Regions from separate parts of the Homo sapiens genome. Here region 2 is linked to region 1. The links are chromatin loops, found by intact Hi-C in ENCODE. Cell type or tissue: mucosa of descending colon. All regions are shown on one strand. Links, peaks and the distances in the headings refer to the core of each region. The heading gives the core; the rest is flanking DNA.

What was found. A loop is a pair of places that touch in the nucleus more often than their neighbours do. Peaks named below come from ENCODE experiments on the same cell type or tissue, not always from the same donor. Only the 100,000 strongest peaks of a DNase experiment are listed, where the experiment ranks them.
Region 2: a loop joins it to region 1, with 4 times the contacts of the local background. A loop is called at or near these places in 3 of 110 quality-filtered maps.

What each region holds. Positions count from the first base shown.
Region 1 is chr7:108,622,656-108,628,041 of GRCh38, forward strand. The region is part of intron 3 of LOC105375448 (a long non-coding RNA gene); the gene reads left to right. Among named protein-coding and RNA genes, the nearest start is that of DNAJB9, 55 kb to the left of the region's middle. In mucosa of descending colon, for the core only: no CTCF peak of the experiment used is centred there; no DNase peak of the experiment used is centred there.
Region 2 is chr7:108,972,577-108,977,962 of GRCh38, forward strand. No RefSeq gene overlaps it. Among named protein-coding and RNA genes, the nearest start is that of LINC02903, 91 kb to the left of the region's middle. In mucosa of descending colon, for the core only: no CTCF peak of the experiment used is centred there; no DNase peak of the experiment used is centred there.

The DNA.
Region 1 (5,386 bases), core at 323-5,322:
ACCAGTAGGCTAGCTCTAGAGCTACTCAACCCCAACTCAACAGCTTGCTCCGAGCTCTGTGAGCTTGGAAAAATTATTTCACTTCTTTTTAGTCTTAGTTTACTCATTTGTAAAGTGGTCATGTTAAGGGTATCTACTGTAGAGTTGTTATGAATCTTAAATAGTACTTGTCTGTCCTTATTGCAGTCCATATACATTTTAGCTATCATTAGGAAATACAAAAATTACACAATAGAGATGGGTTTGTCTATGTTGCTTTGCTTTGTCCATACCTATCTAGTGCATTAAGTAGTCAGTTTTTCTGTTCACCAAGCCTTTCCGGCTTTTTGTTTTGGTACATAGTAGGATTCATGTTAGGTGTGACCACCTGACTTCCTTTGGTTAATGAAATAGGAGAAATGAGGTGTGATACATCTCAGCAGAATCTTTAAAAATGTTCATGTGGCACATCATGCTCTCTTTCCCAGGAATGTCCCAGATAATGGCTGCTCTGTTATCTGGGACATTCCTGGGAAATGGGTCCTAAACTAAGGATGAAGAAGCAAAGCCCTCAGTTGAACTGTAACAGATGTGAGGCATTAGTGAGAAGTAACTTGTTGCTTTAAGCTGCTGAGGAATTTTGGGTTTGTTTGTTACCACAGCATAAGCTAGCCTCTATGCCAAGGAATTGACTGACGGTCCCTGAGCAATGCCGTTCATGGAGGACTGTAGTCAGGCTGAAGCCAACTGACTTAACCCAGTTACTTTCCAATTGACTGTAAACTTAAGTTTATTTTTGGCTTTTCAGGTTTGCCATTTTATTAAACAAAGAACAAAATGACTGTGCATGCTTTATCATGGTTGACTTGCGACGGCATTGACGTTGATCTGTGGTGCACTGTGCTTGTGCTGTCTGTGGCCTTGCATTTGTTTGCTGCTTATGTGTAATGCCTTCATTTGGACAGTCATTTACAACCCTGGATGGTTATTAGACTCTTCTGGGGAGTTTATAAAATTTACCCATATCCAGGCTATATCCTACATGCTGTTTTGCAGGAGGTCCCCAGGTATTTCTAATGTACAGTAGAGGTTTCAGCCTCAACCAGATCATTAACTCTTTGGTGAGGAACTATGACCTGAAATTGCTGGATATCTTCTTTATGTCTATTGTAAACAGGAGGTCAGGATGCAGCGGACCATGGGGCAACATGAAGAATAAAGCATGACATGACTTAGTGGAGGGCAGCAGACCATTGTCCCACAGTTCTAAGTGCTATTTGGCAATTCAGAACAAGCATTCAGTGGGGACTGACATGATCTTTCCAGAAGGGTAATTCAGGGCTGCAGGTGCCAATTAAATCGTTGTGGAATTTAATGTTTCAAATGTCCACATCATTAATAAGATGTGGTAGAAGGAATCACGTCCTTGTGGGCATACTAAGGGAAGTTCTTCACTTTGGTAAAAGGGTGCGCCTGATCTACAAGCACTGTGGACACAGCTCATTTTTGGAGGTGACATCTTGTCTGCTACCGTTTCTTTGGCTTCGCTTGTTGCTGACCTTGACTCTCTTCCTATGGGATCAACTGTTCATTGCCTTTTTGATACTGCCTTCCTCCAACTGATGTGCATACCCTTGTCTGACTCTAGGATTTTATTTCTGTCTCTGTCCTCATTTGTGCAAATGAATGCCCCTCTGTGGTTTGGATCTTCTGATCCTGAATCCCGGTGGCCACATGGAGCCAGTGTTTGTTGAGTCTGGGGAGCACTGGCCAGGCTTTTCTCTGTGTTGCTTTGCTAACCTGGCATGTTTCTATTATCAGTTCAACCTGCCAGCTCATGCCCACCCAGGTGCAGTGGAGGCTGAATAAAGGCAAGATCCTCCTCCTTTTTGCAGCTTTTATTGGCCTCCTTGTCCTTTGATCTCGCTTATTTTTCTAAGCCCATTAATCGGAGCTATTATATATAAACATACAACACATATAAATACACGGACAGACAGAAGATTCAGCACTTGTAAAATTTTTCATTTGCCAGTTTTTTAATTGGATTACTGGCTTCAGGGTGGAGCCCTTGGGGGAAAGGGGCCAGGAAAGCATGCATTTCGAGGGTCAAATAAGCAGCAAATAAGCAGTTGAAGGCAAAGACAGATCCCCAAAATTAAGGGTGTCATTTTATACTGGATCCTGGCTCCCCAAAAGAGGGAAATACTGTGGGAGAGGACAGTGCAGAGCTTCTACCCTGTGTTTCATTGCAAGGCAGCTCAAAGCCAATCAGCCCATTTTGTAATCAGCCCATCTCTCATGGGAGTCTCATCTCCCTGGGCAGGTGGGAATGTTTCCTTCCAGGTGGCCAAGAGCGTGCTTTTCTGATCCAAGTGTGCAAAGAATCAAGTGCCTCTCCATAATAACTATTAGCCATCCCTTAAAGTATATTTCCTACCTAGTTATTACACACCAAAGCTCTCTCATAATGCAAAGTAATTTCTGATACCCTCAAAACTCAAAACCATCAGATAACACAATGCAAAACAGAGCAGGGCCTTTGATTTTGAGAGGGATCTATCTGCTTTTAATTCCTGGGATTTCATCAGGAAAACAGAGGGTTTTTTTCCCCAAAACGGGGTTTTTGGCACTTCCTCTGTTTTTCCCAATGAGTCCCTGGATACCAGAAATTATCTTAGGGCCTCTCATGTGCATTAAGAGTGGCAAGACAAAAAAAAAAAAAAAAAAAAAAAGGAGAAAAATAATTCAGCCGACTAAGAAGAAAAAAACCTTTTTCCAGAAAAACAAGTTCCAAGAAGAGAAAAACATAAAGGCTTTTTAAGTATACCTATAGCTCGTTTATCCACTTTTAATTAAACCGACTTTTAACGATAGTGCTCTTTAAAAAAGAAATCCTTTCAGATCTCTTGTTACCAGACTTTAGCCATGCCAAGCGGCCAATATTTCTAGTTTCTGAACTTTGCTAAAGGTAACCTCTCACGTGCTTCAAAGACATGGTAAGCAGTTTCTTTTTTTACAAGATTTAGAATCTCCACAAGGTAGTTCAGAGAAAGGAAAATTCAAGAGAGGAAATCAGAAGCTAACTATGGGGGGAAAAAACTCAATAAATGGCCAAGTTACACAAATAACAAACCAGAAAGGAGTCAATCCAGAAGCCAACAATTGAACCTAAGCCACCACTGTCAAAAGATAAAGCCTTAGCTACTGAGCTATATAGCATTGAGCAGTTTTCCATTACTTTTCCCAGAAGGAGCCTAGAGAAGCCAATTTCAAGCTTGCAAGGCTTTTAACTGCTCAAGAAAAATTTTTAGGACTAACTATGACATGAACCCCCAAATTCCTGTCCTCTGGATGGTGGAAACCAAAAGAAAGTATCCCCACATGGTCACAAGGTTAAGCTCTTAAGGACACAAAACAAGACAGAGGCATTTCGTACAGTATTGGTTTCAGGGATCTGTAGCAAAGTTTGTAAATGACCAGCCTGCCAAGCTGGCTTGAAAAGCAGGCTTATAGGGGTCTAAACCCATGTTCTAGCCTGTGATACCCCTTTCTCCATTACAGAACACAGAAAGACAAATTCTTAGCACAAAGTACACCAGATTTGCTGCAGCCTAAGACTAGTCTCACAAATCCTTTTTTCTATTCATCAAACTCTTGCAGAGGAGACCAATAGTTTATTTACTGTTTTACCCAGACAGAGAAAGAGAAGGAGAAAGAGAGAGAGAACAGAAACTTGGCTGGTAAGAATTTCTTACCCTTTCTGCTAGCATGCCAGGTTTCTGGATTCCCTTTCTCTGCAGCTTCCAGAAGAACGGAGTGGCTTCTGATGTCCCTGCTCGCTTGTGCTATAGCTGTGGGGTTCAATCCACTTTACAAGAGAAAATCACCCTTTACTATTTTATGGAAACGTAGACAAGATTCTTAATTTGCAAGATGCTGCCCAATGGGCTGCATGGGGAATCAAATTAACATTTTCCAACCAGCAAAATACACATAACAAAACAAACATTAGTCACTTGTTTAGCACCCAATATCAGCCTAGCAAAGTTCAAACTTTTTCCCGTTGGTCCCTGTTGTCTTTGATCCACTCCAGGTGGGGACAGGCAACCTCCGAACGGTAATTCACAATGGGGTTTCTGGGCAAGGGGAAGAGCAGATAGTCACCCTGAGAGACAGGCCTGTTTAGCCTTCTTTATGGCTCATTGAATGTGAGCAGACAAATAAGGAGGGTTCTCTGAGTTAGGCCTGCTGGACTTCCATCAGCAGCCCCTCTGAGATCCCTTCCATATATACAAACACACACAAAGACAAGTTGGACAGAAGGCCCTCCAAATTAGATCCCTAACCAAGAACTCCAAGAGTATCCCTTCGAAACAATCTGCCTATTCTTCTGAGAAACCTCCTCAAAATCTTCCTGATTGAGGAGAAGTCTACCAAACCAGGACTCTTCCTGGTTTGAAAGAGCCAACCGAGACCTCCCAGGAACTGAACAAACACCCTGCAATGAGGCTACAGACACAGATATCCCATGGTGGAGCTACAGACACCCCACAATGGGGCTGCAGATACCCCACCACAGGGTACAAAACCAGTCGGGAGAAGGAAGGAAGCATTGGCAGCGCCTAGGATACGCACCAGTTCAGACATCCTACGATGGGGCTACAGACAGACACCCTACACCCTACCATGGGGCTACAGACAGATACTCTGTGATAGGGCTGCAGTTAAGGGACATCTCCCCAGGACTATTTCTCCATTGCAATTAAATCTATGCACATTGGGTCGGCAGCACCCCACCAGTAGAGAGAGTACCAGAGTCAGCCCCCAGTCCAAGATAATTAGGCAGCCATTTGGGCTGGCTTCTGGATCCATCGCTGGATTGGGGGGGCCACTGAACTATGAATGGGTAGCCACAAGGGCAATCCAGGATGAGCCCCCAAATTTATAACCACCCAAGGGGTTCACCTTGGCAACTGCCTAGACAGAGCTGATTCATCAAGACAGGGGAATTGCAATAGAGAAAGAGTAACTCATGCAGAGCCGGCTGTGTGGGAGACCCTAGTTCTGTTTTATTATTACTCAAATCAGTCTCCCTGAGCATTCAGGGGGCAGAGTTTTTAAGGATAACTTGGTGGGTGAGGAGAAGCCAGTGAGCCAGGCGTGATGATTGGTCAGGGATGAAATCATAGGTAGTCAAAGCTGTCTTCTTGTGCTGAGTCAGTTCGTGGGTTGGGGCCACAGGATCAAATGAGACAGTTTGTTGATCTGGGTGGTGCCAGCTGATCTATCAGTGCAGGGTCTGCAAAATATCTCAAGCGCTGATCTTGGTAGCAGTTTAGGGAGGGTCAGAATCTTGTAGCCTCTAGCTGCATGACTCCTAAACCATAATTTCTAATCTTGTGGC
Region 2 (5,386 bases), core at 299-5,298, 350 kb after region 1:
GGCGTTCAAAGGAACTGAATAAGCAAATAAGTAAATAAACAAACTACAAAATTCTTAACTCATTTTCTCACTGGTCAAAAGTGATTTAATGTCCACTTGACACTTGGTTATTATTCATGTATCCCTTTGGGTTACATCTTTAGTTAATCTAGTTATATGGCATCACTGATATTGGCATTATCAATGGCTTGTAAAAGCCATTAAATTGGAGGCAGTTCTGGGAAGAATGAAAATATGACTCTGAGAAATCTAAAAAGATATCTCAGTTTCTGAATAAAGTCTCTGAAATATGAAGAACAACTCCAATGTAAATGGTAGGGCATTTACCCTATCTACTTTCTTTGTTGGCTAATAATTATGAAAGTAAACGTTCAACTGCAGAATCACAAAGTTTATAAATAATAACCATAAATGGGTAGTTTGTCAAAGTGAAAATTCCTTGACCATGTTTCTTTTTGTTGATACTGTCCTCTAGATAGGCTATTAGAGGATAAATGAAAATGGATATTTAACAAGATTTTAGGAGAAATTTATATGTATGTGTTACTGTATAAATTTAATTTTAAAAGGAAAAAATCTGCATTGAGAAGGCTAAAGCTTAGATGTATTTGAATGTAGAGAACAGTTGGAAAGAAAGGGTGTTTTGAAGTTCAATCAATGAGACAGATCACTGGAGGGAGCTCTAACTTCACAACAAAGGCAGAAAGGAACTTTTCCTTTGTTCTCAAATGTCATGTACAGCTGAAGGACCCACCCCCATACAAATCAATAATAAATATGAAAAGTGTCCAAAAAAGAAGTCTTTTTGGACATTGTATACCATTACAAATGAAGACAGGACTGCTATTCACAACTGGCAATATTTAAACAAGTCAAAAACACAGGATTATATACAGCGAGAGCCTCAGTATACCTTTTGTATAAAAAAAACTTAAAAATATATTCTTTATAAGTTCTCCCCACTTCCATCCTTCAATGATAACAATGTAGACTCTCAGCAATTATTGCTGATTATTGAGGTCAGCCCAGCAGGCTCTAATGATTCTCTGGATCTGACCTTAACAGAGTTTGGGTGCCCCACGGAAAGGTGGGGACTTTTAAGAGGTATGGATGTGTCTTGGCCCCATCCTTAGCAACAGCACAACTGTGTTTGTACCAGACAAGCTCTGTAAAGGGCACTTAGTTTTTCTATAGCAGAGTGGTGAGCTTGACAGCACCCTGGACTGCCAACCAGAATACCTGGATTTTGGTCACAGCTGACTTCCTAACTACATGTGAGCTTTTGGGCTTTCTTATTTTCAAGTTCCTGGTGAAGTAGAAACAGAAGTTTGAACTACATGCTTTCTACAGTCCCCTCTAACTTGTAAGCTATCACATTACAATGTTCATTTAATTTTTTCGTACTAACTGTTTATGGTGTATAGTCATAGAAAGTGATATTTAGAGTTCAGTTCTGCCTTTTAGAAGCACAAAATTCATGCCGAGTCTAACTTAAAAAATCCACAAAACATTTTCTAAGAGTTTTTCTGTATCCTTCCCCATACACACTTTCTTCTCCTCTCATTACTTACCTTTTAAAGTTGGCTCCTAAGAAGCAAACCTGTAGTAGCTTTCTGAAAAATGATGCTAGGAGGCTGAATTTATTCGGGATTGGCACAAGCTGATCCTGCATTGGGAATGCTGGCTAAGCAGATGGACTATGGAACAGTCTTCAGGCTGAGTTTTATAGAGTGAAGGTGTTCCCTCCAGCCAGCTACATAATTTGTGGGGACCCTGCTCAAAAATCGTTAAGAATTTTCAGATAGTGATAGTGTAGTATGAAAGCCAGCACAGTGCCCTTTTGAGTGTGGTGCCCTATGTGACTGCACAGGTCACACACTCATTAAGTTGGTTCTGTCTGGAGAGGTGGGGACCCAAGATTCAATAAGATAGATGCATAGGGCAAGGTTTAACTCCAAAAGTATTATTCACTGTAAAAAACCAAATACAAATAAATAAAATATAGTAAAATACAAATCAACTCCTGCCAGTTTATATTTTAAAAGGTGAGAAATCGTTTCAACAAAGAAGCTGTGATTGTGTTTGGGCCAAACCCTTAAAGAAAATAATTAAATAGTTTTGGAAAGAACATTGCAGAAAGGGGAGGTGTTGAAATCATACAATAATTATGTTTACATCAATTAAAAATCTTCAGTCTGGGAAGATGTAACGACTTCTTCCAAACAGTTTCAAGATATTGGAAAGCCAGCTGGAGATACAAACAGTGGCACAAAGAGTGACAAATTTCCTTGAGGGGCTGCCAAAGTGGAGGCTTTCAAAATGCTGGAAGCATTTAGTATAACTCTCCTACCTACAGCTTTAAAATAACTGAAATAAAGTAGCAATAGTTCAACTATGTAATTTCTTTGTGTTTTTTCTAGTATTTTATATTTGTCTGATTTCAAATAAAGATATTATTCCAGTGGGAGAAAAGTTAGCTTGGAGATGAATATACTGTATTGAAACTTTTGATGGGATACATTGTGGTTTTAAAACAACTTTGGTGCTATTTTTCCCCTCCAACAATAGCCATTATTCTGCATCGATTGACTTTATGACAGGTCTCTTTGGCATATATTTTTGAGATTAGAACTCCAAGTAAATTGTGTGAATATTTCAGATAGCATCTTTTAATTGGCATCAGCTAAAATTCAGAATAAGCTAACTCACAGCTGTAAATTTGTTTTTCCCTTTTTCTGCATAGTATGACTTTAAGGCATCCCAACTGCTTCAGAGCCATCATCACCCTTGATATGTTGTCTTAGAAGGCTTTCCTCTTGAACAGTTTTAAGCAGGTGAAGTTCTCATTAGTGCCTCTGCCACTATCTTCCTCTCTTCCCAGACCCTAACTCTCCTATTACTCTTTGCTTTACTCTTCTCCCTAGAAGGGAGCTGATACTCTTGGACTTTCGAGTTCTTCTTATCCTATACCAGTTCTCTCTCTCTTGAGTTTAAAACTAACCAATCTAAAAAATTAATCTTCCTGGACTGTATATTAGTGGACTATGTGCATGGGTTTCTTAAGCAATATATTTGCTTTTCCTTCGACCCTGCTGTTATCAGGAATTTGAAACACAGTAAGTGTCTGGAAGGTAGGGTTTATGTCATGGGGGAAGGCCAGAAGGAGATGTGAGTCAAGGCAATCCTATTTCTTAGATATTACATTATCCCTTTGAGGATAAAAGTCATGTTGGCTGACCAAGAATAATTTGGAGAAATTGAAATTTAGGGATCTGAAGACAGGCCGTAATTATGGCCTTTGTACTTTATTCACAGTGATATTAGATTGAACTTGAACTTCTCAATAGCATAGCCCTCAGGGCTAATACTTTTGGTATAAACTTAAAATGAAACTGTTTCATACTGAAACCCATTTGTTATTTCTTTAACAAACCCTCTAGGGTATTACCCCTTCAGCCTACCTTTCCTGATTCTGCTGTATTTATAGCATTATGACAAGGTCCCAAAGAACACTGTGGAAGGCAATCTGTAAAAGCACTTTTTACCTAGAATTTTAGAATCAAAAATTACTCTGGAGAAGAAAACATGGTAATTATAGCTTAGCATAATAATGTAGAGGAGACAGACTGCAATGAAGTAAGTTCAATCATTATTATTATCATAGTTTTGGAAAGTCACTAATTACTGTATTTTTAAGCACTTTTTTACTAAGACAATGGTCTTATTTATGCAAATGATGCCATCAAATAAGTGTTCTTTGGGTGGTGAGGAATTATGCTCCTCATCACAAAACCTTCTCTTAAGCATGCTGCAGAGAAGTATTTCATTTATAGCTAAAGTTTACCCAATTGCATAAGGAAAGAACGTGCATTTCTACCCAGGGATTTGTCTTAAGCTTTCAATTTTTAAATAATTTTAGACAAAGGAAATTTGCAAAAGTCATAGAATTCTTGTAAAGCCTTCACCCAGCTTCCTCAAATGTTAATGTCTTACATAAACTTGGTACAATGATCAAAACCAAGGAATTATTATTGGTATAATACTATCAACTAAAGATGGTATTTGAGTTCCAACAATTTTCCCATTAATGTCCCTTTTTTCCTGTCACAGAACCCAATGGAGAATCCCATAGTCATTCAGTTGTCAAGTCTACTTGGCCTCTCTATGAAAGTTCCTCAGTGTTTCCTTGTATTTCACAACTGTGGTTATATTTTAAACAAGATTTATTTCTCTGAGTTGAATAATAATTAAAAACTTCAAAATCCCTGACATTTGGGAACTTTAGGGGAAAATTATATATTTTCTTTGAAATATTTTAAACTAGTATTCTTTAATTTTAAAAGTATTCATTTAACATTATGAATTAAAATCTATGGGGATTTGAAAATTTTTGGAAGAATTTTTTTTTTCACATTGGCTGTGGTTTTGTAATGATGAGTTTTGAGCAAAAATAAAACTTTTATTAGTGGCTTTTGGATTTACAATTAAGAAGATTTTTTTGAAGAAACGAAATTAGTATTAGAGGCTCTGTGGCCTCTAAAGCTTAAATTAGAAATTTTAACAATCGTATGGCATGAACTGTTTGACAACTTTACTCTTTTAAATGACTCAAAATAAATTTCAGAGTAGTGTAGTCAAATTCTGCATGTAAACACTTCTGTATATTTTGTATTTCTAACGTAAGTTTCAGTTCCTTGAAGATACTGTTTATATTCAAATTCTGTATACTCTATATGTCTATATGTGTACATTATACAATTATATATAACAAGATAATTATATATAATGTATAATATATAATTTTATATCATATAGTAATGATAAAATACGTATATAATTATATATATCCCTCTGTGTGTATATGTATGTATCTGTTTATAATTGTCTGTGGTATTAGTGGAATGCTTTACTGAGAGCATTTGAAAAATATATTCTTCAGTAAGAGCTATTTCATGTAAAATAAATAACCTACTTCATCAGATTGGAGTACAAAAGAAAGTCACAATTATTTTATAAATAAAATTAAGATGACTGCACCTCCATCCATCTCACTGATTAAAACATTTCTTCTTCCTACCCCAGGGGCAATAAGAGCTATTTCGTGTAATGTAAGTGTCCTACTTTGTCAGCTTGATGTATTAAAGTCCCAATTCTTTTTCTTTTTTTCAACATTTTTTTCCTAAATTTTAATTTTTTTATACTTTAAGTTCTAGGATACATGTGCAGAACATGCAGGTTTGTTACATAGGTATGCACGTGCCATGGTGGTTTGCTGCACCCATCAACCTGTCATCTACATTAGGTATTTCTTCTAATGCTCTTCCTCCCCCAGCCCACTACCCCCTGACAGGCCCCAGTGTGTGATGTTCCTCTCCTTGTTCATGGG